Regions from separate parts of the Homo sapiens genome. Here region 1 is linked to region 2. A link is a loop called in an ENCODE intact Hi-C map of the cell type or tissue named here. Cell type or tissue: mammary epithelial cell. All regions are shown on one strand. Each heading gives the region's core, and the rest is flanking DNA. Links, peaks and the distances in the headings are about the cores only.

Evidence for each region. A loop is a pair of places that touch in the nucleus more often than their neighbours do. Peaks named below come from ENCODE experiments on the same cell type or tissue, not always from the same donor. Only the 100,000 strongest peaks of a DNase experiment are listed, where the experiment ranks them.
Region 1: a loop joins it to region 2, with 3 times the contacts of the local background. A loop is called at or near these places in 1 of 110 quality-filtered maps.

The regions. Positions count from the first base shown.
Region 1 is chr7:66,353,050-66,365,656 of GRCh38, forward strand. It overlaps TPST1 (tyrosylprotein sulfotransferase 1), which reads left to right. Exons shown (of 6, transcript NM_003596.4): 5 at 3,776-3,822; 6 at 6,846-7,394. The coding sequence ends at 3,793. Among named protein-coding and RNA genes, the nearest start is that of LINC00174, 41 kb to the right of the region's middle. RefSeq lists a silencer at 9,411-9,575. In mammary epithelial cell, for the core only: a CTCF peak has its summit at 6,913; DNase peaks (open chromatin) are centred at 2,892, 3,472 and 6,792; H3K27ac peaks cover 5,347 bases.
Region 2 is chr7:66,024,992-66,037,598 of GRCh38, forward strand. It overlaps LOC105375336 (a long non-coding RNA gene), which reads right to left. Exons shown (of 5, transcript XR_002956511.2): 3 at 6,509-6,545; 4 at 206-300. It also overlaps the pseudogene LOC100419772. Among named protein-coding and RNA genes, the nearest start is that of ASL, 45 kb to the right of the region's middle. In mammary epithelial cell, for the core only: a CTCF peak has its summit at 6,059 (motif pointing right); a DNase peak (open chromatin) is centred at 6,070.

The DNA of each region.
Region 1 (12,607 bases), core at 2,588-10,587, 330 kb after region 2:
CATGCCTGTAATCCCAGCAATTTGTGAGACCGAGGTTGGCAGATCACTTGAAGTCGGGAGTTCAAGACCAGCATGGCCAACATGGTGAAACCTCATCTCTACTGAAAATATAAAAATTAGCCGAGTATTGCAGAATTTGCCTGTAATCCCAGCTACTTGGGAGGCTGAGGGAGAATCACATGAACCGGGAGGTGGAGGTTGCTGAGCCAAGATTACACCACTGCACTACAGCCTGTGTGACAGAACAAGACTGCCTCAAAAAAAGAAAAAATTAGCTAGGCATGGTGGCGAGGCCTCTGGTCCCAGCTACTTGGGAGGCTGAGGCAGGAGGATCGCTTGAGCCCATGAGGTGGAGGTTGCCATGAGTTTAGATTGTGCCACTGCACTCCAGCCTGGGTGACAGAGTGAGACCCTGTCTCAAAAATAAAAAAAATTAAGCAGATTCAGAGTTTTCCCTGTAACGTCTTCTCTCACTGACTTGCATTCCAATCCTGTTTCCTGGGTTGGAAAGAAACAGGGAGTCTCACGGCTGACATGCCTAGAGGAGCCCGGCATCCTGCCTCTGGGCATCACTGTCATGCCCATATGGAAGTCAGAAAAAATGGACACTCATGGCCTGAGTGCAGCCGACTTCCCTTTCCAGCAAGGCGATGATGCATGTTGCCTCCAGGCTGCTGCTGTCAGTGATTAGCTTGTCAATAGGAAGAGGAGACTCAGTTTTGAACTCAGTTTCTGAAAGCGTTCCAGATAGAGGTTGGTGAAGCAACAGCACCTCAGAGACTTGTGTGAAGTCCAGTTGCCTGATGCAAGCCTGGAGTAAATGGGCTGCCCTCTCTGAGGGAAGCCATGTCTCACACCAGAGTTGAAGCCTCTTCCTTCCTGACCCTTTTCTGAAAACACTTAGCCGCCAGTAATTGATACATATGACTTGAGTGTTTCAAAGTACTTTCAAGGCATATTCTTATTCACATATATTTACTATTCATCCATTCATTCACTTATTCACCAATTGTTTACCCAGTGTCTACTATGGTGAGGAATTAGAGTAAGTCCTCAGGAGTCACGGGGGAAAGAAAGACCTCAAGGAGCTCCTGATTTATCCAGAAGAATCCGACCACCTCGTGCAGACAAGGGGACACAGAGCTCTGGGCCCAGGCTGGGCATGATGTCCCAGAAACCTGGGCAGATTCATGAACAGACTGACACCGGCTGTGGAAATTGGAGCCAGAGAATATTCCAAGAGGCTGTCTTGAAGGAATATAAAATCCAAAAGCGCCCAGGTGCGGTGGTTCACGCCTGTAATCCCAGCACTTTGGGAGGCCCAGGTGGGTGGATTGCCTGAGGTCAGGAGTTCAAGATCTGTTTAGCCAACACAGTGACACCCCGTCTCTACTAAAAATATAAAATAATTAGCAAGACTTGGTGGTGTGCGCCTGTAATCCCAGCCTGGGTGACAGAGCGAGAGTCTGTCTCAAAAAAAAAAAAAAAAAAAAAAAAAAAAATTCCAAAAGCCGGTTTGCATAACAAATCTGAAGAAGTCAAGAAAAGGTATTTGAGACTAAAACTAAAGGGACACTCCTGCTTCACAACATACCTAAAAATATTTCCAAATGGATTGCACACCTAAATGTGAAAGGCAAAATAATGAAAGTTGTTAGAGGATATAGAAGAGCCAGGCATGAGGCTCACGCTTGTAATCCCAGCACTTTGGGAGGCAGGCAGATTGCTTGAGTCCAGGCATTCAAAACCAGCCTGGGAAACATAGCCAAACCTCATCTCTACTAAAAATACAAAAAATTAGCTGGGTGTGGTGCATGCCTGTAGTCCCAGCTACTTGGGAGGCTGAGGTGGGAGGATCACCTGAGCCCCAGAGGTTGAAGCTGCAATGAGCCGAGATCACACCACTGCACTGCAGCCTGGGCAGTCAATCCTGTCTCATAAAAACGAAGAAGATAATAGAGGAACCATCTTTATGACCATAAGAGGACAGGATTTCTTAAGCCCTAAAAAGTACTGATTATTAATTTAAAGGTAGATAATATGAACTACATTATAATTGAGGATGTTTATGTAATAAAAATCATGAGAGTAAAATAGTGAGCCTAAGTAGGAGAATATATTTGAAACAAAGGACTTATCTGGAGCCGAGTGCAGTGACTCACACCTGTAATCCCAGCACTTTGGGAGGCCAAGGCGGCTGGATCACGAGGGCAGGAGTTTTAGACCAGCCTGGCCAACATAGTGAAACCCCATCTCTACTAAAAATACAAAAAAAAAAATTAGCTGGGCGTGTTGGGCACCTGTAATCCCAGCTACTTGGGAGGGTGAGGCAGGACAATCGCTTGAACTCAGGAGGCAGAGGTTGAAGTGAGCTGAGAACGTGCCACTGCACTCCAGCCTGGGAAAGATTGCGAGACTCCCTCTCAAAAAAAAAAACAAAAAACAAACAAACAAAAAACTCATCTGTGGAATATAGATCATCATCGTAAGGGAATTTTTTTTTAAATTGGGCAAAAAGCCTGGACAACATAGCAAGACCCTATCTCTATCAAAAAATTAGCTGGGCAGGGCCAGGCGTGGTGGCTCCCACCTGTAATCCCAGCACTTTGGGAGGCTGAGGCGGGCAGATCACTTGAGATTAGGAGTTCAAGACCAGCCTGGCAAACATGGCAAAACTCCATCTCTAAAAACAAGTACCAAAAAAAATTAGCTGGGTGTGGTGGCACACACCTATAATCCCAGCTGCTCCTGAGGCTGAGGCAGGAGAATTGCTTGAACTCAGGAGGCAGAGGTTGCAGTGAACCGAGATTGCGCCACTGCATTCCAACCTGGGTGACAGAGCAAGACTCCATCAAAAAAAAAAAAAAAAAAAAAAAGGCTGAGCGTGGTGGCATACTTGGGAAGCTGAGGCAGGATGATCTGTTAAGCCCAGACAGCTGTGATTGTGCCACTGCACTACAGCCTGGGTTACAGAGGGAAACCTTGTCTATTAAAAAAAGAAACAATCATGCAGAAGTGTGCACACAGAGACACACACACGTAGAAAAGGGCCCATAAGGTCTTCAGTTTAACTTCTAATGAAAATCAGCAGAAACTCATAGAACCTTCAGATTGAATAATTAGCTAGAATGGTTCATAAAACTCGGTAAAGTGTAGTACTTAACAATGACAGTTTTATAAAGGATGCAGATCAGGACCAGCCATAAGATAGAAGTGGGCCCAGGAGGGTCCTGAATGCAGAGCTTCTGTGCCTCCTCCCTATGAAAGCAGGGCACGTCACCCTCCCGGCACACCCATGTGTTCACCAACCGGGAAGTGCCACTGAACTTCCACACCCAGCATTTTTATTGGGGTTTATTTATGCAGGCAAGATTGATCAAATCGTTGGTCATGTGTTAGAACTCAATCTCCAGCCAACCTCCCCTCCCCAGAGTTGACGTGGGCTCCAAGCCCCAGCCCCTGATCCCATGGTTGGTCTTTGTGGTGAGCAGCCCCATCCTGAATCATCTCATAACATAAATCCAGATGTGATCCAAGGGCATCAGAAATAACAAAGACACTCTTGTTACCCAGGAAATTCCAAGGATTCGGCATTTCCCTCCCAGGAACCAGGGGGAAAGGCCAGTCAGATTCTTGAGCATACCACAGTAGTGCACTGAGTTCATCTGAAAGTGAACAGAGCCTGCGGGCCACCCCTCATGTTTCAGTGGGGACGGTCACTTCTCATGCTGACCAACTTCAAGGACATTAAAACATCTTTTCTTTCCTTCAACAGACTGAGCAAGTGGAGTAGCAGAACCAGGAGCCTCTTCCATACATGAGGTGAGGGTTGGGGGACATTGCCAGGTCTTTCTGTTTCCCACTCGGGCTCTTGCAGGGGGCTGGGTGGCCAAGGTGGAGAGCACAGCTCTGGAGTCCGTCTGCCAGGGTTGGAATCCTGCCTCTTCACTTTCTGTGTGGAAGCAAGCACATTACTTCACCTCTCTGTGTCTTCATTTATTCATCTATGAAATGAGGATAATATTAACAAGAGCATGGTGGTGAGAATTAATCATCATCCAAGAGCCTGGCTCATAATAAGCGCACAATAGTATTGTTATTTTCATTATGAACCATGAAATATTTCAGCTGAAAGGGACCTGGAGGCCATCAAGCCCAACTCCCTGTTTACTGATAAGGAAGCTGGTCCCAGAGGGAGCAGGTCGTTTGTCAGGACCATAGTCCATAGGCAAGGAAACCCAGAACTCAAGAGTGGCTGTTTACTTCTGGTTACCTGTTCAGCCAGGGCCCCAGCCACCCATCCCCACCTCCAGTGGCTTTCTTCGTGTGCTGGACTTGCAGATGTTTTTGCCCTACTGCAATTTTTGTTTGTTTGTTTGTTTCTTGGTTGGTTTTTCAAGTTTGCCCTTGCTTGTTTTAATGTATTATGGATGGCTTATGTGAGTAACCTATATTGTCTCATTGGACTAAGTGCTACATTGTAGACAAGGCCAGCCTTGCCTTCTCAGCCCTTTTTCTATCTGAGTATGTGGCCCTCATCAGGCACATGTCCAGGGACACCAGCTCATGAGTGGCAAAGCTGGTTTCTCAGCCCAGATCTCCAGGTGCAGCTGCTCAGAGTTCATACCCTTGTCCCAGACTTTCAGTCTCTGCTTATCCACCCAAACTTTCTTAAGATCAGTTTTGCTCCAAATGATGTGGCAAAGCCTTTGATCAGTTGTAACTTGAACAGCCTTTTCAAAAAATCTGATATTGGCTGGGCATGGTGGCTCATGCCTGTAATCCCAGCACTTTGGGAGGCCAAGGTGGGCAGATCACAAGGTCAGGAGTTCGAGACCAGCCTGGCCAACATAGTGAAACCTCGTCTCTACTAAAAATACAAAAATTAGCTGGGTGTGGTGGCAGGGACCTGTAATCCCAGCTACTTGGGAGGCTGAGGCAGGAGAATCACTTGAACCCAAGAGGTGGATGTTACAGTAAGCCGAAATCGTGCCATTGCACTCCAGCCTGGGTGACAAGAGAGAGACTTCGTCTCAAAAAAAAAAAATTGGCTGGGCGTGGTGGTGGGCACTTATAGTCCCAGCTACTCGGGAGGCTGAAGGAAGAGAATTGCTTGAAGCCAGGAGGCAGAGAGGTTGCAGTGAGCCGAGATTGCAGCACTGCACTCTAGCCTGGGTGACAGAGCGAGACTTCGTCTCAAAAATAAATAAATAAATAAATAAAAATAAAATCTGATATTGATAGTGATTTTTTCTCATAGTTTACTTGCTGACCTTTGTTTTTTTTTTTTATATAATGTTTTTATTTTTACTTTATATAATGATGTATTGTGCATACTCCATACCAGGCATAAAATACCAAGGATTTTATTTGCATATATATAAGATGATATATATATAACAGATACGCTAAATTATATATACATCTATATATAAAATTGTATTCAGTTCTCAAACCACTCTGGCAAGCTGGTAGTATTCCTGTTTTGCTAGTGAGAAAACAGGTTGAATGTGACTTGCGGTGCGTTGATGGATTATAGACATAAGAAGCACATGGACGCTGGTCCGTCATGTCAAAATCCCAGATGGCAGCAAGCTGCTAATATTGACAGGTTCTAGGATTCAGGTTTCCTTTTTGCTGAGGAGCAAATGCTGAATGTTAGTCTTATGCCCTGTGGGTCTGCATATTTAACAGCAGTTATCAGGCCTTGGCTAATTTTGTTTATACAAAATGCTTTCAAACTTCATAGGTAATCTCCCTGCCCGCCCCACCAAACACACACAAGGCCTCATTTCTTTACCAGCGTGTTGTAGGATGGACCGCATCAGCAGTTGCCTCTGCAGCATTTCACCCTGGCTTGTGTGTGGAGGTTGGGAGGGGCCAACCTGTGCTGAGGAGGACTCAGGAGAACTGGGGACACAGCAAAGCCCTTAGGATGGATACTATCTTTCTTATCTTTTGGGTCCCTTTGGCATTTCAATAACAGTATCTGTGTTCTCTGGAGCTTCCTTTAAAGAACCTTAGGATCCATTTCTTCACGTGAGGAGGAATCAGGGTGCTGACCCCTGGACACTTAAAGAACCTTAGGACCCATTTCTTCACATGAGGAGGAATCAGGGTGCTGACCCCTGGGACACTTAAAGAACCTTAGGACCCATTTCTTCACATGAGGAGGAATCAGGGTCTTGACCCCTGGACACTTAACCTTAGGACCCATTTCTTCACATGAGGAGGAATCAGGGTGCTGCCCCCTGGACACTTAAAGAACCTTAGGACCCATTTCTTCACATGAGGAATCAGGGTGCTGCCCCCTGGACACTTAAAGAACCTTAGGACCCATTTCTTCACATGAGGAGGAATCAGGGTGCTGCCCCCTGGACACTTGAAGAACCTTAGGACCCATTTCTTCACATAAGGAGGAATCAGGGTCTTGACCCCTGGACACTTTAAGAACCTTAGGACCCATTTCTTCACACGAGGAATCATGGTGCTGACCCCTGGACATCTGGTGCCCCTGACAGTGCCCCCACAGTAGCAACAATAGCAGATGACAGTCAGTTATTTAGAAATGGGCAGGAGCAGCCCTGGTTTTGGCCATCTGCTTGCTTTGCACCCAGCAGCTACTTGCATGCATCTGAAAGCACCAGAGTGAGGGTGTGTGTGCCTCCCAGGCAGTCTTCCTGAGGCAGCTGTTCTCAACATCCATCCTCCTGGCCCCTGATCTGCAGGAACCTCCCCAACCGCCTGGCTTGTCTAGGCCTGTAGCTGGGAAGGAAGAGACGAAGACACAGGGAGAACACACCGGGACTCCACACCTGTAACCACATTCTGTTTGTTCGCCCTAGGAAAGATTGCTGCCTTTTCAGCAGAAGGGAAATTCCTAGGATTGGCTGTCCCCTGCCAAGCTTGGTGGAGCGTCTGCACCTTGGCTGCGCCGCCTGTGCATTTGCCAGTTTCCTCCCACTGAGAGGATGGAGGTGTCCGCACAGCTTTGGGCCTCGTGAGGGATCTGCCTCCTGAGCAAAGAGCTCTTGATCCCGATTTCATGCACAGCCCTGCAGTAAGGAGCCCAGAAGGAACATGTGTTTCCTGTTAAAACTCCTCTTGTTCTCTTTTCTTACATTATGACGTTTGTTTTCAAGGAGAGGGTTTAAAAATGGGATCCTGTAAGCAGACTTGGGCAGTCTCCTTTTGAAATAGGTTGTCTGTACATGTTCTAATGTTTTGTAGAACACGTGTGCCTGTTTAAGTGTATTGATGTGAATAATATTAAATATCCTAATTATTTAATTCATTGTATTGTTTCTGAGAAGTTGGGAAATTACCATTATACATTTACAACCTAATGACTTTTGTATTTTATTTTTCAAAATAAAAGCTTTCAATGTGAAGCATTCTGGTAGTTACATGTTTTCATTAATGTGATTTCAGAGAAGCACAGACCTTATCAGATGCTGATGTGATAAACCAAAGTTTCCTTGGTTGGCTGTATTGTAGATACTCCCCTGGAGCCATCACCTTTTTTTGGAGGGGGGTGGTGGGTAGAGGCAGGGTCTCGCTACATTCCCCAGCCTGGGCTCAAACGATCCTTCTGCCTCAGCCTCCCAAAGTACTAAAATTACAGGTGTGAGCCACGGTGCTTGGCCTGCATTATCATTTTGTAGTGAAGTTTTCTTTTTATTTCAAGAGAGAACCTATTGCCATCCACTTTGAGAATCCTGTTCTATTTCATGCTTGCAGACTGTATTTAAGGACATGGAAGTTACTATTTCCACTTGTTTTCTAGAAGCCTTTGTTATGAAACCCAGGATGTCCAGATAGTAGTAATAATTCCCATATTGAGTGTGTTCACATATGTGCCAGCCATGAAAAGGGTATATAACATGTTATCCCATCTCTGCCCCAAAACTTGTACCTATCCATTTAGGTCATATCCATATCAGTAACTGCAGTATTTTCTACTGTCACTTGAGCCAGAAACTGAAGAGTCACACTTGATTTCACCCTTTTCCTCCCTCTTTCCATTCGCATCCAAGATCTTTGATCCTACCTTCAACGTATTTTTTGGATCACAGCAGAATAAGAGTTTTTAGAATGCACATCTGGACAGGAGCCTCCCCGCCTGAAACATTTCAGTGGCTTCCATTTCACTTAAAAGAGTCCAGACTCCTGTCAGGGCCGGCAGGGTCCTCCTCTCCATCTCATCGCAGGCCTCTCTCCCAACCTCACCGCTTGTGCTCTAGAAGTATCTTTATTTTCAGAACATAGCAAGTTCTTCCTGTCTCTACATATCTCCTCTCTCTGGAATGTTCTTCCCTTTGGCTATTTAAGATGAAGTTTTGCTCTGTCACCCAGCTGGCCTGCAGTAGCACAATCTCGGCTCACTGCAACCTCCGCCTCCCAGGTTCAAGCAATTTTCCTGCCTTAGCCTCCCGAGTAGCTGAAATTACAGGCATGTGCCACCACGCCCGGCTAATTTTTGTATTTTTAGTAGAGACAGGGTTTCACCATGTTCACCAGGCTGGTCTTAAACTCCCAATCTCAAATGATCCTCCCTCCTCAGCCTCCCAAAGTGCTGGGATTACAGGCGTGAGCCACCACACCCAGCCCCCTTTGTTCTTTGTCTGATAGGCTCCTTCTCAATTCTGTGGTCTCGGTAAGCCTCACTTACTCAGAGGGATTTTCCCTGGCCTCTTAAACTAAAAGGTAATTCTCCCGCTGCTTGCCTTCTTCATGGTCACACTTTGCAGTGTTTCATCTGTTTGTTGCCTTTTTTATTATCTGTCTCCTCCACCAGCCAATAAGTTCCTGGAGTTCCAAGACTATGTTTTTTCTTGTCTGTTGTACTTTTGGCACCTAGCAAACTGGCACTTTCTAGAAACCAAGTAAGGCCGGTCGCAGTGGCTAATGCCTGTAATCCCAGCACTTTGGGAGGCCGAGGTGGGCGGACCACAAGGTCAGGAGATGGAGACCATCCTGGCTACCACGGTGAAACCCTGTCTCTACTAAAAATACAAAAAATCAGCTGGGTGTGGTGGCGGGTGCCTGTAGTCCCAGCTACTTGGGAGGCTGAGGCAGGAGAATGGCATGAACCTGGGAGGCGGAGGTTGCAGTGAGCCGAGATCACACCACTGCACTCCAGCCTGGGTGATAGAGCGAGACTCCGTCTAAAAAAAAGAAAAGAAAAGAAAAGAAACCAAGTAAAATACTTGGTGAATTACTAATCCTCCAAAGAGCCTTCTGACATACATACTGTTTTACAGATCAGGAAACAGGCTCAACTAGGTCAGGTCACTTACACAAGGCCCCCCACCTAGTGCCACAGGTGACTTGGCATGTAGCTGGGCCCAGGCACAAGCCTGACTCTAATGTCCTCTGCAGTCCACTTCCCTAGCCCTGTCCCTTTCCATTTAAAATGAATATGTCCAGCCTGGGCAACATAAGGAGACCCTGTCTCTACAAAAAAAATTTTTTTAATTAGCCAGGCATGGTGTGCACCTGTAATCCCAGTTACTCGGGAGGTTGAGGCAGGAGAATTGCTTGAACCTGGGTGGCGGAGGTTGCAGTGAGCCAAGATCATGCTACTGCACTCCAGCCTGGGCGACGAGGGAGAATCTCTCAAAAAAAAAAAAAAAAAATTAAAAATACTGCTGTCAGATCAATCTTGTGTTTAACACTGTTTTAAGTCACTCATTTGCTCCAAAACCTTTAATTCTCCAATGCCTAACATTACATCTAAATGTCTAAGCTGGCCAGGCATGGTGGCTCACACCTGTAATCCCAGCACTTTGGGAGGCCAAGAAGGGTGGATCACCTGATATCAGGGGTTGGAGACCAGCCTGGCCAACATGGTGAAACTCCATCTCCAATAAAAATACAAAAATTAGCCAGGTGTGGTGGCACACACATGTAATCCCAGCTACTCGGGAGGCTGAGGCAGGAGAATCACTTGAACCTGGGAGGCGGAGGTTGTGGTGAGCCAAGATAGCACCATTGCACTCCAGCCTTGGTGACAGAGTGAGACTCCATCTAAAAAAATTAATAATAAATGTCTAAGCTATTCTGCTGCCACAATGTGGCCTTACTGCTCCCTGATATACGGTGCCTTTCTCCTCCCTTGTTTCATTCTCTTCACTTTCTTCTTCCAGATGCTCGTACACCCAGTCCCCCTACCTGGGAAATCACAACCTCATTAAGAGCTCAGCTATCTTAAGTCCTATTTCCTCATGAAGTCTAACTCAACTGCTGCAACTTCCGAGTAGCAATTAAATCAGCTCCAGCATAACCTCTTTTTTCCCTTGTCTCCTGTGTTAGTATTATGTCACTAACTTTGTGGGGACAAGGTCATATAACACTCTAGAGCATATCAGAATGACAGAACATCTTCAGCTATAACCTACCTAGATACCAATATTTGCCCCCAAGGCAATGTTTGATTTTTATTCCCCATTATGAGAAACAAACTCACCCCTCCAAACCCAAAGAATGGACTCAGAGACCTGGAGAACAGCGAAAGTGAGACTTTTAATGATGCTCTTGTAATATTGGGTGTCTGGCAGCAGGCACACCCAGCACAGTTTCAACAAGCAATTTATCCCCTAGTGCACAGGTGCCTCCCCCAGTTCCTCATGGGCTGTGTATTATGGGGTCACAATCTTCCCGGACATTGCCTATTGGTCGTTGGGTAGGGGCTTCGGGTGTTTTCTTTAGGGTTGTCCTGCTGCGTTTTGTTGCAGCCCACAATGCATTGCAATCCTAGTTAGCTCAGGGGCTCTTCAGGTATTTGACTTATGACTTAAGTAGCTGGGGCAGGCTGATAAGAACAGGCAACACGAGCTATTTTGCAGCTAGTAAACTTTCATCTTAGACTAAACTTCTTTGGTTCAGGTGAGGGTAACTAAGGGGGTTGGGGGGGGGTGACAAGCAGGCATTGGCTGTCCAAGCAGGAGCCTACTGTATCCTGTTTTCTTCTGTAGTCTACTGACCTAAGTTGATTTAAGGCACTTTGTCTTGGAAATGGACCACTGTATACATTTCCTTCACCCAGCTAAGTTTTAAATTTTTTTTGTAGAGGTGGGGTCTCACTCTGTTGCCCAAGCTGCTCTTGAACTCTTGGCCTCAAGTGGTCCTCCTGCCTCAGCCTCCCAGAGTGCTTGGATTACAGGCATGAGCCACCTGTTCGGCCATCATTGTTTAAACAAAAAAGTTTAGAGGACTCCCAACTAGGAACTATTGCAATAATCTGGGCCAGATATTATTCTAGCTGGGTTGAAACAATGACCAAAATAAAAAGGAGGAAGATGGGGAAAGGCTGGGAGGTGTACAACCGACAGGACTTGCAAGTAAGCAGATCTGGTGGCAAAGGTCAGAGAAAACCAAAGAAGACTCCCAGGTCTCCAGGTGATGAGGCTAGACATGGTACATGGTAGTGCTGGCAGACAGAGTGGGAGTGCATACCACTACACAGTTGGCCCACACACTCTGGCTGCAAAGGGCCAGGGACCGTGTGGTCTCCAGCTTGCTGCCTGAATTTGGACAACCCACTCACTCTCACTGCCTGTCTTCACAATTTGAAAATGAAGCTAAAACAAACCCGTCTCTAGCTTGTTTTGTTTTTGTTTTTTTCTGAGATGAAGTCTTCCTCTATCACCCAGGTTGGAGTGCAGTGGTGCAATCTTGGCTTTCTGCAACCTCCGACTCCCAGGTTCTAGCGATTCTCCTGCCTCAGCCTCCCAAGTAGCTGGGATTCAGGTGCCCACCACCATGCCCAGCTAATTTTTTTGTATTTTTTTCAGTAAAGATGGGGTTTCACCATGTTGGCTAGGTTGGTCTCAAACTCGTGACCACAGGTGATCCACCCGCTTCAGCCTCCCAAAGTGTTAGGATTACAGGTGTGAGCTACTGCACCCAGCCTCCAGCTTGTTTTAAGAATCCAGTAACATGATTATGTTTAACAATTGGCTTAGATATTCAGAAGCTGCTGGCTGGGCATGGTAGCTCACGCCTGTAATCCTAGCACTTTGGGAGGCCGAGGCGGGCGGATCACCTGAGGTCAGGAGTTCAAGACCAGCCTGATCAACATGGAGAAACCCCGTCTCTACTAAAAATACAAAATTAGCCGGGCGTAGTGGCACATGCCTGTGATCCCAGCTACGCGGGAGGCTGAGGCAGGAACTTGCGGTGAGCCGAGATTGCGCCATTGCACTCCAGCCTGGGAACAAGAGCTAAACTCCATCTCAAAAAAAAAAAAAAAAGACATTCAGAAGCTGCTGATGTGAACGTTTAATGAATTTGTTTTTTGTTTTGTTGTTTGTTTTTGTTTTTTGAGATGGCGTCTCCCTCTGTCACCCAGGCTGTAGTGCAGTGGTGAGATCTCAGCTCACTGCAACCTCCACCTCCCGGGTTAAAGCAATTCTCTGCCTTAGCCACCCTAGTAGCTGGGATTACAGGTGCCTGCCACCACGCCCAGCTAATTTTTGTATTTTTAGTAGAGGTGGATTTTCACCATCATGGCCCGGCTGGTGTTGAACTCCTGACCTCGTGATCTGCCTGCCTCATCCTCCCAAAGTGCTGGGAGCCACCTCACCCGGCCCGTTGAATGAATTTC
Region 2 (12,607 bases), core at 2,540-10,539:
AAAAGATTTTTAAAACCCCATTAAGTTTTGTTCCTTACTCTAGAAGGGTCCCTATGTCTAACGTTTAATTGTTTCATCTACAATACTATAATCCTCCTTTAAATCCAAACTCAGCTGAATATCAATACACGGTTGCTACGAATGGCTTTCCTCAGCTATCATTTCACCATGTGTCACTCTCTTCCTACTTAAGAGGTTAACTTACTTGGTCAACTTGTGGCTTTTCATTGCTGTGAGAAATTCTCTGACAATCTCAGGACTCTGGTGCCTGCACAGTGTTTTTGATATGTATTTTCACGTCTGGAAAAAGAAAAAAGCCAAACATAACACAAAGAACCCTGAATGAGAAAAAGGAAACGCAATGGCTGTAATTAAAATTCTAAAATTTTGTTTTAAAAATCCTGTACAAGCCGGGTACAGTGGCTCACACCTGTAATTCCAGCACTTTGGGAGGCCAAGGTGGCCAGACTACCCAAGGTCAGGAGTTCGAGACCAGCCTGGCCAACATGGTGAAACGCCATATCTACTGAAAATACAAAAAAAAAGCTGGGCATGGTGGTGCATGCCTGTAATCCCGGATACTAGGGAGGCCGAGGCAGAAGAATCACTTGAACCCAGGAGGCAGAGGTTGCAATGAGCTGAGATCGCACCACAGCACTCCAGCCTGGGTGACAGAGTGACACTCTGTCTCAATAAATAAATAAATAAATAAATCCTGTATAAAACAAGCAAAGAGGTGTTCAGGAGAACCAATCTTCATGTAATTGGAATTCCTGAAAGAGAAAACCAGTAGCTAGGACAGGAAGAATAAGTAATGAAATTTTAGGAGAAAACTTTTCTGATGTTAAAAAAAAAAAAAAAACTCACTCTGACAATTATGTTATATTTCGGACAATTTTTTTAAAGGGGGAACCCAAAGAATAAAATAAATTGCCTTGAGTCTACATGGATATATACTAATGAATAAATAAATGGGTAAGAAGAGACAACTTTTTCTTATGGAAGAATTCTAACTCATATGACCTGGGTGCAGTGGTGCATACCTGTAATCCCAGCACTATGGGAGGCCAAGGCAGGAAGATCACTTGAGCCAGGAGTTTGAAACCAGCCTGAAGCAACACAGCAAAATCTAGTCTCTTAAAAAAATATATATATAAAAATCTAATAAGCATAGAAGGAATGAGAAAAATTTTTAAATCACTATCAGGCAACTGTACCATAGTTATAATTACTTCAGGAAAGATCCACCAATGAATGCTAAAATTGGTGGTTAAAAGCATAAGCAAAGGGTAGGCTGTTTTCCTAGCCACAAAGCATCTCCCAAAAAATATTTTTTAATTACTGTGGTGGTTTTAACATATATCCACAAATTCTTTGATATCCCTCCCTTCAAGAGGTGAAGCTTAATCTCCCTCTTCCCCTTGAATATGGGCTGAACTTGGTGAATCCTTTCTAACATAATATGGAAATGAAGAAACAGTAGCTTTACAGTGGACAATCCAGGCAGATACTATCTTAACCAAATGACCAAAGTTAACAATAGTAGCCATAAGAAACACCGACATTGGCCGGGCACGGTGGCTCACACCTGTAATCCCACCACTTTGGGATGCCGAGGCGGGCGGATCACGAGGTCAGGAGATTGAGACCATCCTGGCTAACACGGTGAAACCCCGTCTCTACTAAAAAAATACAAAAAATTAGCCGGGCATGGTGGCCGGCACCTGTAGTCCCAGCCACTCGGGAGGCTGAGGCAGGAGAATGGAATGAATCCAGGAGGTGAAGGTTGCAGTGAGCCAAAACTGTGCCACTGCACTCCAGCCTGGGAAACAGAGAGAGACTCCATCTCAAAAAAAAAAAAAAAAAAGAAAGAAACATCGATATCATGTACCCTGAGATATCAGGACACGAGAAGGGGAGATCACCTCTGTGGTACTCTTCCTCAAAAGCCACAGGTTCTGTGTAATCATAAGAAAACGTCAGACAATCACAAATCAAGGGACGTTCTACAAAATACTTGACCAGCCCTTCACAAGTGTCAAGGAAGACAAAGGAAGAGTAAGGACACAGAACAAATGACATTATGGGAACATGTTAACTAAATATAAAATGGTATCCTGAGCCAGGTGCGGTGGCTCACACCTGTAATCCCAGCACTTTGGGAGGCCGAGGCAGGTGGATCACAAGGTCAGGAGATTGAGGCCATCCTGGCTAACACGGTGAAACCCCGTCTCTACTAAAAATACAAAAAATTAGCCAGGTGTGGTGGCGGGCGCCTGTAGTCCCAGCTACTATCGGGAGGCTGAGGCAGGAGAATGGCGTGAACCTGGGAGGCGGAGCTTGCAGTGAGCCGAGATCATGACACTGCACTCCAGCCTGGGCGACAGAGCGAGAGAGACTCCCTCTCAAAAAAAAAAAAAAAAAAAAAAAAAAAAAAATGGTATCCTGAACTGAATCCTGGAACTCAGAAAACAGCAGTGGGAAAACAAGGTATTCAAATAAAATTTTAGCTTAGTTTAATAGTATGTACCAATGTTAATTTCTTGGTTTTTCATGGTATAGACCATGGTTATGTAAGATGTTAACATCGGAGAAAACTATGGGAAGGGTACACAAGAACTCCCAGCACCTGTCTCTACAACTTTTATGTAAGAGAAAAATGGCTGGGCGCAGTGGCTCACACCTATAATTCGAGCACTTTGGGAGCCCAAGATCGGCGGATCACCTGAGGTTGGGAGTTCGATACCAGCCTGACTAACATGGAGAAACCCCATCTCTACTAAAAATACAAAATTAGTCAGGCGAGGTGGCGCATGCCTGTAATCCCAGCTACTCAGGAGTCTGAGGCGGGACAATCACTTAAACCTGGTAGGCGGAGGTTGTGGTGAGCCAAGATCGTGCTATTGCACTCCAGCCTGGGCAACAAGAGGGAGACTCCATCTCCAAAAAAAAAAAAGAAAAATGATTTCAAAATAAAAGGTGTTTTTTTAAAATTGATTTGCAATGGTCTGATATTTTCTCATGATTACACAGAATTTGTGGCTTTTGAAGAAGAATACAGATATAATTTGAGAGGAATTATAATTACATATTTTGGGAAGAATCTGAAACTTGAAAAATAAACAATAGCCTTAAGTGTCTAAGTCCCCAGCACTTTGGAAAGATGCGGTGAGAAGATCCCTTGAGCCCAGGGATTCAAGACCACCCTGGACAACAACAAAAAAATTAGCCAGGCATGGCAGTGCATACCCATATTCCCAGCTACTTGGGAAGCTGAGCTCGGAGCACCACTTGAGCCTGGGAGGTTGAGGCTGCAGTGAGCAGTGATTCCCTTTCAAGGAGAAGTGAGAGCAATCTTTTAGACTATTCCTTCTAACTTTGTAGCTGGCTAAACACTACACTTGACCAAACTCCTCCCACTTTTATAAACAGAATAAAAATCAGGTTACAGTAAAAGTATTCAAATCAGATAAAAGGCGATCTTGATTTCAGCAGCCAGTCGTTGGGAGAATAAACCCCCCTCCCTCAATGGTACTTTAGGTAGGCCTGGCAGAAGCCCAGCCTTACTTCATAGGTGATAGTGTTCAAGTTCTGTTGCCCAGAGCTGTGTTTATTCTTTCCACTTTCTTTACGCTGCTCTTTCAGATCAGTTAGTAAATGAAACACCCAGGAGAAGATACACAAAAGAAGTTTATGAATAAATTTGAGAAATATATCTATCTAAGGTCAGTGGTTTTGAAGGATAAACAGGAAACTGTAGTACTTCCTTTCACCCGCCCATTACGCAGCTTCCAATTCTTGGATTTGAGCAAATATGAGTCCCAGAGGCATATGACATTAAAAAAATGCTCTTTTATATAAGCCAAATAATCCAAATTCATTAATTTACCTAAAATATTTCAAATATGGCCAGGTGCGGTGCCTCATGCCTGTAATCCCAGCACTTTGGGAGGCTGAGGCGGGCGGATCATGAGGTCAGGAGATCAAGACCATCCTGGCTAAAATGGTGAAACCTCATCTCTACTAAAAATACAAAAAATTAGCCAGGCGTGGTGGCAGGCACCTGTAGTCCCAGCTACTCTTGAGGCTGAGGCAAGAGAATGGCGTGAACCTGGGAGGCAGAGGTTGCAGGTTGCTGAGATCACGCCACTGCACTCCAGCCTGGGCAACAGAGCAAGACTCCATCTCAAAAAAAAAAAAACAATTTCAAACATTTCCTATGAATATACACATCACTAATCTCCTCTGATCTCAAAAATATACTATTTGAAAGCAAATTTTCTTAAAACAAATATTTTGTTAAAAAAGAATTCTGCTTCTCTAGTATAAAAATCTAACATAGGCCAGGTGCAGTGGTGCACACCTTTAATCCCAGCACTTTGGGAGGCCAAGGCAGGCGGATCACGAGGTCAGGAGATCGACACCATCCTGGCTAACACGGTGAAACCCCATCTCTACTAAAAATACAAAAAAAATTAGCCGGGCGTGGTGGCGGGCGCCTGTAGTCCCAGCTACCCGGGAGGCTGAGGCAGAAGAATGGCATGAGCCCGGGAGGTGGAGCTTGCAGTGAGGCGAGATCATGCCACTGCACTCCAGCCTGGGCGACAGAGTGAGACTCAATCTCAAAAAAAAAAAAAAAAAAAAAATCTAACATAATAATTTCTTTCTGGAAAAGAAAAATTTTGAAGCAAGTGATAAGACAGAGTTTACCAAAAAAAGGGGAGGAAAAAATGCTATGGATTTTTAGAAGCAAACTTTCCCCACAAGGATAAAACATGCATGCATTAGAGTGCTGGAGGCAGGGGGGAATCTCAGTCTCATTCCTGTTTTAGAGATTCTACCACAGAAGTGAAGAAAATGCAGGCTCACACACCATCACTAAATACAATGCGACCCCTCTCATCTGCTGTTCCTTTCAGAAATAGTGGCATGAGATCAATGAATGCAATGTTTCCCCAATGGATAAAACACCCAAACGCCTAGCAAAGTCCAAACTGGACAAGGAGGCTCCTAAAAGCCAAAGGCTTGGCCAAAAACCATTCAACCATTTCCTTCCTGTTCTAAGCTGCAACCACTTGAGACTGAGCCTTTAGAGAGGAAAGAATATGGCCAACTCTGTTTATTCTACTACCTTCTTTTCTTTTGGGGGGATGTGGAAGGGAGGCGGTTTCTTTCTTTTTGCTGTCTTCCACTCTGGGAGCTTTTTTTAGGGGACAGGGTCCCAAAGGCTGTCTCCCAGGCTAGAGTACAGTGGTCATCACTGTAACCTCAAACTCCTGGGCTGAAGCAAACCTCCCCTCTGCCTTCCAAGTAGCTAGGACCATAGTAGGTGTTTGCTACCATGCCCAGCTAATTTATTTTTTTAAGAGCTGGGGGTCTTGCTAGGTTTCCCAGGCTGATCTCTAACTCATAGCCTCAAGCAGTCTTCTCTCCTTGGCCTTCCAAAGTGCTGAGATTACAGGCATGAGCCACAGCACTTAAGCTACTACCTTCTAGACCTCCTCTGAGTCTTCCTGAGTTTAGACTCTAGCACATGGAAAATTCACAGTCAAGGTATAAATGGTTCTTTCTACACCTGGAGTGAGCCTATCAGATGGTTTTGCTAGTGCCAAATAGGAGGCAAAAATGCTGGAATATCTTCCGTCTTACCAATCTTTTTCCTTCTTTTCCTTTCCCTGGGAACCCCACCCTAGGCCCCAAAAATTATAAATTTGTTAATTTCTACTATTCAGAAAGGTGAGTCAACTAAACTCACTTTCAAAATAACAATGTTAATACCCAAAAGACTATTTGAAGATTAAAATAACAATGTATAAAAGCATTATAAATATATAAATATATCAAGGGTGATAATTAGGAAAAAGCATAAATATTTCAATGGGAAATTTTGCAGAAACAGCTCTAAAATAGATGCTTCTATCCTATGACTACATCCCAAATGATTATCTAGAATCTTTGAGATTTACTGAAATTTGCCTGCTCTGAATTAGAGTCTTCCCAGCTTCCCTGAAGTACTACGTATACGTATAACATATAAAGCTTAGACTATTCCAAGGTCCACTAGATGGTGCCACATGTCTTGTTTTGAAGTGGAAAATTCAACTACATCCTTTTTTTTTTTTTTTTTTTTGGAGACAGAGCCTGGCTCTATTGCCCAGGCTGGAGTGCAGTGGCGTGATCTTGGCTCATTGCAACCTCCCCCTCCCAGGTTCAAGTGATCCTCCTACCTCAGTTGGGATCCCAAGGAGCTGGGACTACAGGCACGTGCCACCACAGCTGGCTAATTTTTGTATTTTTAGTAAAGATGGGGTTACACCATGTTGACCAGCCTGGTTTCGAACTCCTGACCTCAAGTGATCCATCTGCCTCAGCCTCCCAAAGTGCTGGGATTATAGGCGTGAGCCATTGCACCTAGTCTGAATTCAGTCATTTCTAACCAAAATCAATTCAACAATCTTACAAGCAAAGGGCAAATTATCAGAGAGGAAAATGTAACAGTTCAATTTACCACGTAGTTACTGAGAAGCGCAGAATCGACATCCTTCCTGAAAAAGAAAAGTAAGTTATCAGTCTGGGCTCACACCCCTTTCTGGGTATCAAATATCTGTAAAAGAATTCCCATCTGCCGGGCGCTGTGGCTCACACCTGTAATCCCAGCACTTTGGGAGGCCAAGACGGGCGAATCACATGGTCAGGAGATTGAGACCATCCTGGCTAACACAGTGAAACCCCGTCTCTACTAAAATGCAAAAAATTAGCCAGGTGTGGTGGCGGGCGCCTGTAGTCCCAGCTACTCAGGAGGCTGAGGCAGGAGGATGGCATAAACCCAGGAGGCGGAGTTTGCAGTGAGCAAAGATCACGCCACTGCACTCCAGCCTGGGCGACAGAGCGAGACTCCGTCTTAATAATAATAATAATAATAATAATAATTCCTGTCAAGTTGGGGGCCAGGCACGGTGGCTCACACCTGTAATCCCAGCACTTTGGGAGGCCGAAGCAGGCGGATCATGAGGTCAGGAAATCAAGACCATCCTGGCTATCATGGTGAAACCCCGTTTCTACAATCAATCAATCAATCAATCAATAAAATACAAAAAAAAATCAGCCGGGCGTGGTGGCAGGTGCCTGTAGTCCCAGCTACTCGGGAGGCTGAGGCAGGAGAATGGCATGAACCGGGGAGGCAGAGCTTGCAGTGAGCCGAGATCGCGACACTGCACTCCAGCCTGGGCAACACAGAGAGACTCTGTCTCAAAAAAAAAAAAAAAAAAAAAGAATTCCTGTCAAGATGTAGTAGTCCGCTTTTAGAATTTGGGGACTACCACCTAAAACTGAAACTGAGAAATGTCTTAAGTCCAACATGGTTTAGCTAGCTGTGGGCAATTTCAGAGCAGACTTGGGAACAAAGTGCTGTCCCATCCAACAGCCATGTCCTCTCCCCATTATTATCTGCCTCCCATCAGCTATTGACATCTTGGGCAGCCACGTCCTCCTGCTGAATCAACAGAAATGGCCCACTTAACACCAATGTCACCACTGGGAATTCCAGCCATGGGCAAGTATCCTGCCAAATATCCACCATGCTCCCAGGGTGTTCACCACCTACGTCAACTCAACAGGTACAGTCAGGGTGGCAAGCAGTGGCCAAAAGCCTGGTTCCCTGTGTAACAGTTAATCCAGGCAATATGCCATCTTTCCTGAGTGAAGAAACAACAATGTGATGTATATTAAATCACAATCGATCCACTCTACAATAGCATATCAGAAAGCATTGTTTTCAGCAGTCTGCAGGCAGTGGAGTATGACAAAGAATATAGTTTTGAAATCAGATTTGGGTTCACATTCTAGCTCTGCCATTTATATGCTGTGAGAGTTTTAGTTAATTACTCCCTAAGTTTTCCTTCTAAACTAAAAATGGGATGAAACTAGTATCTAAAAGTGTGGCCTGGATTTCAATCCAGCTCTTGCATTCTTTGGCTATGTGAATCTGGGCAAGTTACTTAATCTCATTATGCTTAAATTTCCTATCTATCAAATGGCAATTATAGTATCAACCTTGTAAGACTGTTCACAGGGTTCACTGGAAACATGTAAAATACCCGGAACATATTAAGTGCTCAATAAGCACCAACGTTATCATTACTACTACCTGTGCAACTACCACTACCACCAGCTCCTCCTACCTCATCAAACTGTTATGATGAAGTGAGACAACAAATTTTAAAAGTTTAGCACAGTTCTTGGTACTTGTATTAACATCTCCATAATGGAAGGTTATTATTTTTAAAAGATATTATCTCAGTTAATTGTCATTAAAAACCCTATGATGTAGAAGCTATTCGTATGATTCCTACTCTATAGACAGGAAGCCAAGGTTCAGAAATTAAATAACTTGCTCAAGGTCACACAGTAAGAAGTCTAAATAAAGTGGAAGGCAACTATGGAGTTGTGGGAAATGAGACTGGACTGGATGAATGGAAACTGGTAATGCAGAATCCTGAAAAATCAGGTAGAGGGGTCTGTGCTTGACATATTGTGCAACAGAGACCCCTGTATGTCTTAAACCAGGAGTGCAGTGAGATGATGCAAATGATGACCCAAGATTTCAAAAGCATGGGCCAAACAGATAGTTGATTTCCCAGTCAATAAATAAAGCAAAACCAACAGTGGTTCACACAGGGCTCAACCTAGGCCTTAGGTCATCAGCACAGTGATGTCAGCACTGTAATCAAATCAGCTCTGTGAAGCTTACCAAATGCTACCAGTGATTCAAGCTACGATTTCACAAAAGTGCTGCTTTGCCCAAATGACCACAAACACACTGAAGTCACAAAGAGTATCATATTTGAAAGGAATCTAACACAGGAAAGACAATGCATAATTAGTGCATGTGACAGAGCTCATTTAAAATTGAAAATGACAAATCAAACCACATGTCATCTTTGCCTGCTTAATCAGGAAATCAGCCCACTGGCTTCCTCCTATCTTTGCTTGAAATTGAGTTATAACTCCCTGTGCTCTCCAAAATATGAGGCGTTAAGACATCCCTTCCTGGAATAGTTAACTGGAGAAAAAATATGAATATTGTTTCTCTTCAGGACCAACGGATCCATCCCAGGTGCACCGTTACAATTTCATTTCCAAATCATTGCCCCTTCTCTGTCATTCAGAATATTGCACGCTCTGCGAAAATTTGTCCTTGGCCATTCCAAGTTACTATGCCACTGAAAAAGTCAATACTGTAATGTAAGAATCCAAAGAACATTCTTTGCCTCTTCTAGAACAAATATAAAGGAGGAAAACTCTCTTTCACATAAGTTTTAATGAATCTGTGTTTTGGGATCAAGAGAACAATCGATGTTTACACAGGTACTGCATTTTGCAGACTCTGGCTGACAGAAACTGATTTATTCATTGATTTTCTTTTATCAGCAAGATAATTGTTTTTAACCCAGCTAAATACTCTGACAAAATGCCAATGTATGCTAGGCCCTTCTTTATTTAACAAAAGGTCAAGAGGTACCTTATCTACCTTTTTATGAAGTCCTAAACGGGCTGTATGTGTTGTGGAATTTTTTTTTAAGGCAGTTTTTACCCTTGAGAAGTTACTGTAACCACACTAAATGACAGGTTGTTGGCAACAGGATATGGTGAAACCAGACAGACATCAACTTAATCAAGTTATCCAATTTCACAGCACCAATAATGATGTGATGCATGAGAAAGACATCCCTCAGAGCAATCCAGCCCCAAGATGTTTAATTCAAATCTATCCATGAGGATATAATCAGAGAATTCCAAATTGAGGAACAGTCTTCAAAACAACTGGGTTAGATTTAGACTCTTCAAATATCAATGTCATTTGTCACAGTGCCAATGTCACAAAAAGAAGCTAAGTAAACTTCCAGAGGAAAGGAAATTAAAGAAACATGACAACTAAATGCAATGTGTAGTTCTTCACTGGATCCTGAATTGGGAGGAAAAAGAACACTATTAGGACAACTGAAGGAATGTGAGTTTACATTGCATCTTTTTTTTTTTTTTTTTTTTTGAGACAAAGTCTGGCTCTGTTGCCCAGGCTGGAGTGCAATGGCACGATCTCGGCTCACTGCAACCTCCGCCTCCCAGGTTGAACCAATTCTCCCACCTCAGCCTCCCAAGTAGCTGGGACTACAGGAATGCACCACCACACCTGGCTAATTTTTGTATTTTCAGTAGAGATGGGGTTTCATCACGTTGGCCAGACTGCTCTCCAACTCCTGACCTCAAGTGATCCGCCCGTCTCAGCTCCCAAAGTGCTGGGATTACAGGCATGAGCCACCGCACCTGGCCTACATTGTATCTTAATAATAGTAGATATATCAGCGCTAAGTTTCCTGAGTGTGATAAGGCGACTGTAGCTACATAGAATGCCCTTTTCCAAGAAGGGGTGAAATGATCTGCTGTCTACAACTCTCTAATGGTTCAGTAAAGTAAGTGTGTGCACCTGTGTATGGAGAGAAAGCTCATGCCTGTGCAAAAGAAATAAGGGAATTCCAGGCACGGTGGCTCACACCTGTCATCCCAGCTATTCCGAAGGCTGAGAAAGGAGGATCGCTTCAGCCCGGAGTTTAGATCCAGCCTGGGCTCAAGTGTCTCTAATTAAAAAAAAAAAAAAAGAAAGAAAGAAAGCCAACCTGGCCAACATAGTGAAACTCTGTATCTACTAAAAATACACAAAATTAGCTGGGTGTGGTGGCAGGCGCCCGTAATCTCAGCTACGCAGGAGGCTGAGGCAGGAGAATCACTTGAACCTGGGAGGTGGAGGTTGCAGTGAGCCAAGATGGCAACACTGCACTCCAGCCCAGGCGACAGTGTGAGACTCCCTCTCAAAAAAAAAAAAAAAAAAAAAAAGAAGGGAAGGGGGAAGGGGGAAGGGTAGCAAATACCCAAATCAAAATGTTAACAAGTGGTGACTTCAGGTAATGAGTATAATACAGGTATTTGTGGTACTGTTTTTGCAGCTGTTTCACAGGTTTAAAATTTTTCATGCTAAGAAGTTAAGGAATATGAAAATGTAAAACTAAAATAAAGAATGCCATAAAGTTAAAAATAAAATTACTGTAACTTATAATTGAGGATGTAAAATACATTTGCCCCAAAAGTTTTTTTTGTTTTGTTTTGTTTTCTTTTTTTTCTTTTTTTTTGAGATGGAGTTTTGCTCTTGTTGCCCAGGCTGGAATGCAATGGCCCAATCTCATCTCACTGCAACCTCCACCTCCCGGGTCCAAGCGATTTTCCTGCCTCAGCCTCCCAAGTAGCTGAGATTAACAGGCATGTCCCAGCTAATTTTGTATTTTTCGTAGAGATGGGGTTTCTCCATGTTGGTCAGGCTAGTCTCGAACTCCTGACCTCAGGTGATTCCCCCCCCACCGTGGCCTCCCAAAGTGCTGGGATTACAAGCATGACCTACTGCTCCAGGTCTTCAAAAGTGTTTTAGAGCTAGTAGAACTTAATGGACACATCTAGCAATTATAAATGTACAAGCTGTAGATCTCTACAAAGCTGGAACTGTCTGCTCTACAGCTCACACTTTAGTATTATGTAATACGTTCACATGCAATCAGATTTCCAGAAACTGCTTACCTATACAAAAACTTCATATTCTCCTGTAGGACTTAGAATAGTACTTATTTTATTTACATGTGTTTAAAGCAAATACTCCAAACGCATTTTAAAGACTGTCTAAATTTATACTACAGGCAGGCAGTTACTTAATTTCCTTAAGTAATGAATTAGATGACTGAAGTTGACTTTCTAGTTGACATTTAATTTGTAAAATTTGCTTAACTTGGTGAGTCAATTAAATGGATATAAACAATTCAGTTTATTCGGAAACTGAATTCCGAATAAACAGAACAAAATGATCTCTTGGTGAACTTTCCTCAGAAGCACACACATACACAAACGGCACATGCAAACAGTGCCTATTAATTGCCACACAGTCAACTCTTACGCAGGCAACGACGAAAAGAATTGCTCAAATTCTCCTATGCCCAGCCTATGCTATCAAGTCATGCTCTGAAAAACTAAAGTCTGGTACAAGCAAACTGGGCAGCTTCTGAAGTCAATGAACAACTTAACCTGTAGCATTCTCTTGGGAGCTAGCAAACGAGTATCCTCTTTGCAGTCCTGTTACTGGGATGTTATAGTACCTATTACCCACCTTTTCTAAATATCAGTATTTCCAGCTGTGAAAAGAAAGAAATCCTGACACTACCTCAAAAAGATGGTACAGAAGATAGTGTCCATTTTCCTAATTATATATATTACATTCAAGAATAAAAGAGTGGGCTGCGGGCGCGGTGGCTCACGACTGTAATCCCAGTACTTTGGGAGGCTAAGGCGGGCGGATCATGAAGTCAGGAGATCGAGACCATCCTGGCTAACACAGTGAAACCCCGTCTCCACTAAATATACAAAAAAATAGCTGGGCGTGGTGGCAGGCGCCTGTAGTCCCAGCTACTCGGGAGGCTGAGGCAGGAGAATGGCATGAACCTGAGAGGCAGAGCTTGCAGTGAGCCGAGATCACGCCACTGCACTCCAGCCTGGGCGACAGAATGAGACTCCG